Linked DNA regions of Mus musculus: region 1 is linked to region 2. Evidence: chromatin loops called from intact Hi-C (ENCODE). Cell type or tissue: heart. All regions are shown on one strand. Each heading gives the region's core, and the rest is flanking DNA. Links, peaks and the distances in the headings are about the cores only. Region 1 overlaps Kcnj12 (potassium inwardly-rectifying channel, subfamily J, member 12). Region 2 has its middle 35 kb from the start of Tnfrsf13b.

Region 1 (2,913 bases), core at 328-2,827, 66 kb after region 2:
TTGCCACCAGGACAAGATGAGCACAGCCTGGCAGGCAGCAGACAGCTGAGACTGCACACCCACCCACTGTATGTACTGAGCACCTGCTGTCCGCTGCCTATTGCCATTGGCCCGATGGGCACAGCTGTGGGCTTATAGCCCAAGACAATGAAGAAAATAGAAAATGAAAACACTAGGGGCAGATGGCACTGGGTTCTATGGTGAGAAAACAGTGGTACAGAGGGGAAGGGGCATAGCTTTGCTGCCATGAGGAATTGTGGGGACGGGCTACAGGAAAGAAGTGGCATTGGGCAGCATGTGAGTGTGGAAAGGAAAGGGTCATGTGCAGACCTGGGAAGGAGTGGTCCAGATGAGGGAATGGCGCAGGCATAGGCCCTGATGGAGCCCAGGCCTGCCATGTTGAAATCATGGCAAAGAGGGCCAGAAAAGAAGCAGAAGCAAGTGCACACAGTGAGAGAGGCCAGATCGGAACCACTGAAATGCTGCCACCCAGAGCCAGTCAAGCACACAGTAGGTATCTGAGCCACAATGGTCTGCCACTCCATACCTTTTACTGTTTATCCTCTAACCATCTCCAAGTCCGAGTTCTTCCAAGAAATGGGGCCACAGGTAAGGAATAGAGGGGACCCTTCAGCTGCCCAAAGCTTGTAGGGGACATTAGGGGGCTTCCAAGCCAGACCCACAAGGCCACACCCACCCTCAAGAAACAGCTGATACCCAGCAAGAGCAAAGCTGCTCCTGGGGCAGCTGAGAAAGGCACCCATCCCCATGCCTGCTGGCCAGGCCCACGAAGCCGTATTTGGTACTATAGGCCTGAAGGCTAACGAGGGTGCGGGGCCAGGATCTCTGAGGTCCCCACAGACTCACACTGCCTCTGTTGTTGTCACCTCAGCAGTCAAGGAGGAACACGAGAGCTTTAGGACATCTCTGTGGGTGAGAATGGGCACAGGGAACAGCTCAGAGTAGGAGGCCAGCATTTGAGGCCACCTCCACGGAAGGCCACCTCTCCCTAGCCAGTTTACCTTGCAGCTAAAGGGTGACTGGGCTACACTGTGATCTCCAAGGCTTGGGCACCAGAAGTCCACATGGACTTCTCCATCATGGGGTCCCCTCTGGAGACTCCCAGTCTTGCCAAGCCTACAATACCCCTTATAGGCGTGTTTAAAGGCTCTCTTCCCCTTCTCCATCCTGGGTGTCCCAGGGCTTCCAGGCTTCAGTCCCAGCAACTGAAGGAGCACCTATGTGTTTCTTGCCCCACCAACCTCTCAAACACCCCCATTTGCAACTCAAACCAAATCTTCCCTACACAGTGAAACTGACTTACGGTTCCTTACTGTTTCTGTATGCGGGACACTCCAGAGCTCACACCCACTACAGCTCTGGCCACATCACAAGACGGCTGCCACTGAAGCCGCAGGGAACATTTATGGAACACTAACCTCATGCCAGGCTTCATCAGGTCCCAAAGAAGTAACTTCCTGGGAGATAGGGAGGCAGGCAGGCCCTAGGGCTTAGTGGAAACTTCCCCGAGGGTAGATAACTGCCCTCAGTAAATGTGTCTGTGAGCAACGGAAAGGTGCAGCCTGTCCCTGGGAGGGCCCTAGGCTCTGGGTCAGAAGCACACAGGCTACCACAGAAGCTCCAACACCTCCTGGCCTCTGTTCCCATCCATATAGTGGAGAGAATACGAGCCTCTGCACTGGCAGGCCATTAACAAATTAAATTAGCTGGCCCAGCTCTGGGCCCTCAACTCCTTCCTGGGGCCAGTACCTCTGGAAAAGCCCCTTTGTCACCACAGCTCCTCTGAAGCATCAGCAGCCATGCCTGAACCCAGTCCCAGACAGCTCTCTTCGTTCTTGCTTTATCTACCGTTTTTCCCTGCTGTCTGCCCCCTTACCCTCTGCTCCCCAGCAACCCTCCGGAGACGTAGGCTTAGCTTCCCCCTCCTGCTGCCCATGAGCTGCCCCCTTGTCTGCCTCTCGTCAGTGTCAGTCCCTGGCAGGACTCCAATGACAGTCCACAGGGAGGGGTAACTGTGCCCATGTTTCACTCACAGCACAGCCCTGGACACAGCCCAGCCACCAGGCCCAGCTGCATCTGTTGCAGGAAGGGTCTTGCCCAGAGCAGGAGTTAGGATCAGGGAATTGAGACCGACTATTGAGCAAAGCTCACAGTATACTAGCAGACCCTGCCCGGGGGCTGGCAAGGACCACAGAGATGGCTGAGACTGATGACGCAGTCACTTCCACAATAGCTTTGTGCCAAAGCCTTTGGGTGCCATGACTGGTCATACCAACTATGGCTCCAGGCACCGGAGGCCTGGCTGAGCCAGAGGAAACTGTCTGCCGGCTGTACTAGCCCCAGTGTCGCAGAGCCTAGAGGTGCCACTGTGGCCAGTGTTGTTACTGTTATTGCTGCCATGTTAGTTCACTGCTAGAGAGCCACTCAGTACTGCCCAGTCCTGCCTAGGGCAGAGCAGAGAGAAACACAGGAGTCTGCATAAAAAGCCTTCTGATTCGGGGAAAATGAGGCAAACCTTCTGTTTTGACCTAACATGTTGCATGGCTCTGGAAGCACCTGCCGCGGATACCTCTCCCAACACAGCACAGCCTCCTAAACCTCCCTCCACTAGACACACATCTACAGGGGACCTTGCCTAGAGAGCTCAGTGATAGAGGACAAATCCATCACGCCATTGTGCCCACCCAACCCAAGACAGATGGGAACAATTAGGGCTTGAAGTACACAAATGTCAGTCCTGTGTGAACACTGTATTTACAAGGCACTTTCTGTCCGCATATAGCAGTATCTCAATGGAGAAGATGGTCCAGCAGCACCAGCTCTACCTACCTTGTCCCTAAGGATGTCTGAGCCTCCCCCACCCCCCATCCCCGTTCCCACAATGCTGAGGCT
Region 2 (2,913 bases), core at 262-2,761:
GTTTTTAAGTTTTGTATTTATGTGTAGATATGTACCTGGTTGTATGTGCACCATGTGCGTGCAGGCATTCTTGGAGGTGTCATCATCAGATTTCTTGGAGCTGGAGTTACAGGCAGTTGTGAGCCACCTTGTGGGTGCTGGGGACAGAGCCTGGGTCCTCTGCAAGAGCAGCTAGTACTGATCCATCTTTCCAGCCCCATCAAATATGTCTTTTAGATAAAATAGTTTATCACATGCTAGCATGTTAGTAATAATATAATATTCTTCTATTGGAATTTAAATTTTTGCTTAAAATTTCTAACTTTTACCCTAGCAAGATAAAACTTATATATTTTAATAATTATTTCATAGCTTAGTATTAATGAAGTAACCAAAGATGATACAACTAAATCTGTGAGATTTTAATTTTTGGTGTTCATATGCACACACCGATGGCTTCCTTAATTAGCATTATAATTCTGTGTCATCATTTAGCATTACAGCTTCTTAAATTACCTTAGATTTATTTTATTTCATGAGTCTGAATGTTTTGCCTGCATGCATGTCTATGCACCACACTTGTGCCTGGTACTCAGAGGTCAGAAGAGGGCGTTGAATGTCCTGGAACTGGAGTATCAGGTGGCTGTGGGCTGCCACGTGAGTGCTGAGTGTTAAAGCCTCGTCCTCGTCAAGAGTGACACGTGCTCTAAACGCTGAGCCAAAGTTCAGCCTCACACTTCTGTTTTAACATTGCATGATTTTAGCATCTGTCGGTTCTGCCAAAAATCATTTCCTTTCTCTTCTGTATTTCAGGCAATCAATCTCTCCTGGAGTCTAAACCCTGAGCATTCTAGATTAGGTGCCACTAGGAGACATGTAATGTGATTTGAACCCTGGCTATATTTTAGTTAAAAGATTCTTTTAAAAAAGGTTTGTTGTTATTGTTTTGTTTTTTATGCTGAATATGGTGGTGCACACCTTTAATGCCAGCACTCAAGAGGTAAAGACAAGCAGATCTATGAGTTTGAGGCCAGCCTGCTCTATAGGGCAGTTTTAGGCCAGCCAGAGACCCTTTCTCAAACCAAACCAAATTAACCAAACAAACAAGAATAAGGTCTCACAATGTTGCCCAGGTTGGTCTCAAACTCTTGGGTTCAACTCACCCTCCTATCTTGTTCTTTGGGAAAAATGAGACATTTTTAAAATATAAAATCTCTAACCTACTCATTCCTTTAAATACAGTGGAATGGATGCAACTTCAGACCATTCTCCTCTTCCAACTCAAGCATGTTTCTCAGAGCTGGTCTGGAAACTCCTTCCCAGCTCCGGTGTCCCAGCTAGATGTGGGCTATGGCACCGTGTAGGAACTTCACGAATGGATCTGAGATTGGGAGCTACACTGCTGAACCCACACGGCAGGACCCAGCAGCCAGCCTTCCGTCTGCCTCTCCCTCCCAGCCTGGCCTGGCCTGGCAGATTACTAATGCACATTTTACACTCTGTTCCTGCAGCCTTCTATAGCTCTCCCCTCCCCCCAGGGAGAGAAAGAGAGTTAATCACATGAAATAACTTACTTATGAATAAAATCTCTGGAGGGGGGGAAAAAAAAAAAAGAGGATTTAAAGTGATTTTCTAATCCCTCTTCCAAATCAGGTCTCTGAAGGGAATGAATGCGGCCAGCAGGTGGCGAGATACACAAAGCAGTGCTGATTTCCCACAGCCAGAATGCAAGGGTCTGAACTGTATTTTAACTGCAAAAGGAAATGCTAATCTAAATTAAATACCAAACTTCAATACAATTTTTTATAGAATACTAAAATCCCTCACTTATCAGTAGAACTGATTGTATTCACCTCACCAGAACACAGCCAATCTTACACTTCTGGCAATCTTACAGTAAATTAAATTCTGGCAATCTTACATTTACCAACTTGAAAATAAGACAGATAGTCTGTCCAATTTATTAACTGTACAAAATATAAAGTATCTCCCTTTGTCTTGCTGTACCTCCCCTCCCGACCGCCCCCTCCAAGCCCCATCTAACTCTAAGTGTGTTGGTGCCCTGCAGTAGGGCATACTGGGATAGAATGCTAGCATCTGTGATTGGTACCCTGCAGTGGGGCATGCTGGGACAGAATGCTAGCAGCTGTGATTGGTGCCCTGCAGTGTGCAGTGGGGCATGCTGGGACAGAATGCTAGCAGCTGTGATTGGTGCCCTGCAGTGAAGTAGGCATGCTGGGACACAGTGCTAGCATCTGTGAGACTCACATTCTAGATTTTATATTAAGCTGATGCAGTTTTGTTTTGTATTACAAACGGTGTCACTGAGTCATGGAGAGCACTTGTCAGCCTGTCACAAAAGAGCATTCAGGGGGTTGTCTGCCATGCTGCAGTTTCCCCCAAGTCCTAAGACACACCCAGTTGGCACTCACACAGTATGCGAAGTCGGTGAATGAAAACTCAGTGCTGTTGCACTGGGGACCACGTTCCCAGCACACCCAAACACCGCCAAGGGCACCAAGTACAAAAGAAACTGAAGCTGCCAAAGAGCTGCAGCCACAGCAGGGGAGCCTGGAGCAGCACCTCCACTTAAGCCAGAGTCTGTATCCATCCCCAGGACACCCTGAAGTGCCCCTTCTTGATGCAGGAAGTTGAAACTGGGAGTCTCACTTCTGCCCTTCCTTGTTAGTAAAAGAAGCAGAAGCAGAGATGGGTGCTGGGATGTCGGGCCCCAGAGCTAACTGCTCTGCTGCTTCAGGCCCAGCCAGGTCCACTGGTATATAGACCTAGTCATGCAAGAAACCACAGTTTTCTCCCATGTCATAAGAGTCTCCAGGAGGAAAAGAAAATGACAAATGGAACAATATCAGGAGAAGTGATAGGATGACACATGCTTCGTTGCTCCAAAATACTGTACATGAGACCGACAGCCGT

Evidence for each region. Peaks named below come from ENCODE experiments on the same cell type or tissue, not always from the same donor. Only the 100,000 strongest peaks of a DNase experiment are listed, where the experiment ranks them.
Region 1: it touches region 2 in a loop (2.6-fold over the local background); 1 of 42 quality-filtered maps calls a loop at or near these places.

What each region holds. Positions count from the first base shown.
Region 1 is chr11:61,024,390-61,027,302 of GRCm38, reverse strand. The region is part of intron 1 of Kcnj12 (potassium inwardly-rectifying channel, subfamily J, member 12); the gene reads right to left. Among named protein-coding and RNA genes, the nearest start is that of Kcnj12, 3.3 kb to the right of the region's middle. In heart, for the core only: no CTCF peak of the experiment used is centred there; a DNase peak (open chromatin) is centred at 1,502; H3K27ac peaks cover 1,900 bases; H3K27me3 peaks cover 626 bases.
Region 2 is chr11:61,090,586-61,093,498 of GRCm38, reverse strand. No RefSeq gene overlaps it. Among named protein-coding and RNA genes, the nearest start is that of Tnfrsf13b, 35 kb to the left of the region's middle. In heart, for the core only: a CTCF peak has its summit at 1,663 (motif pointing right); no DNase peak of the experiment used is centred there.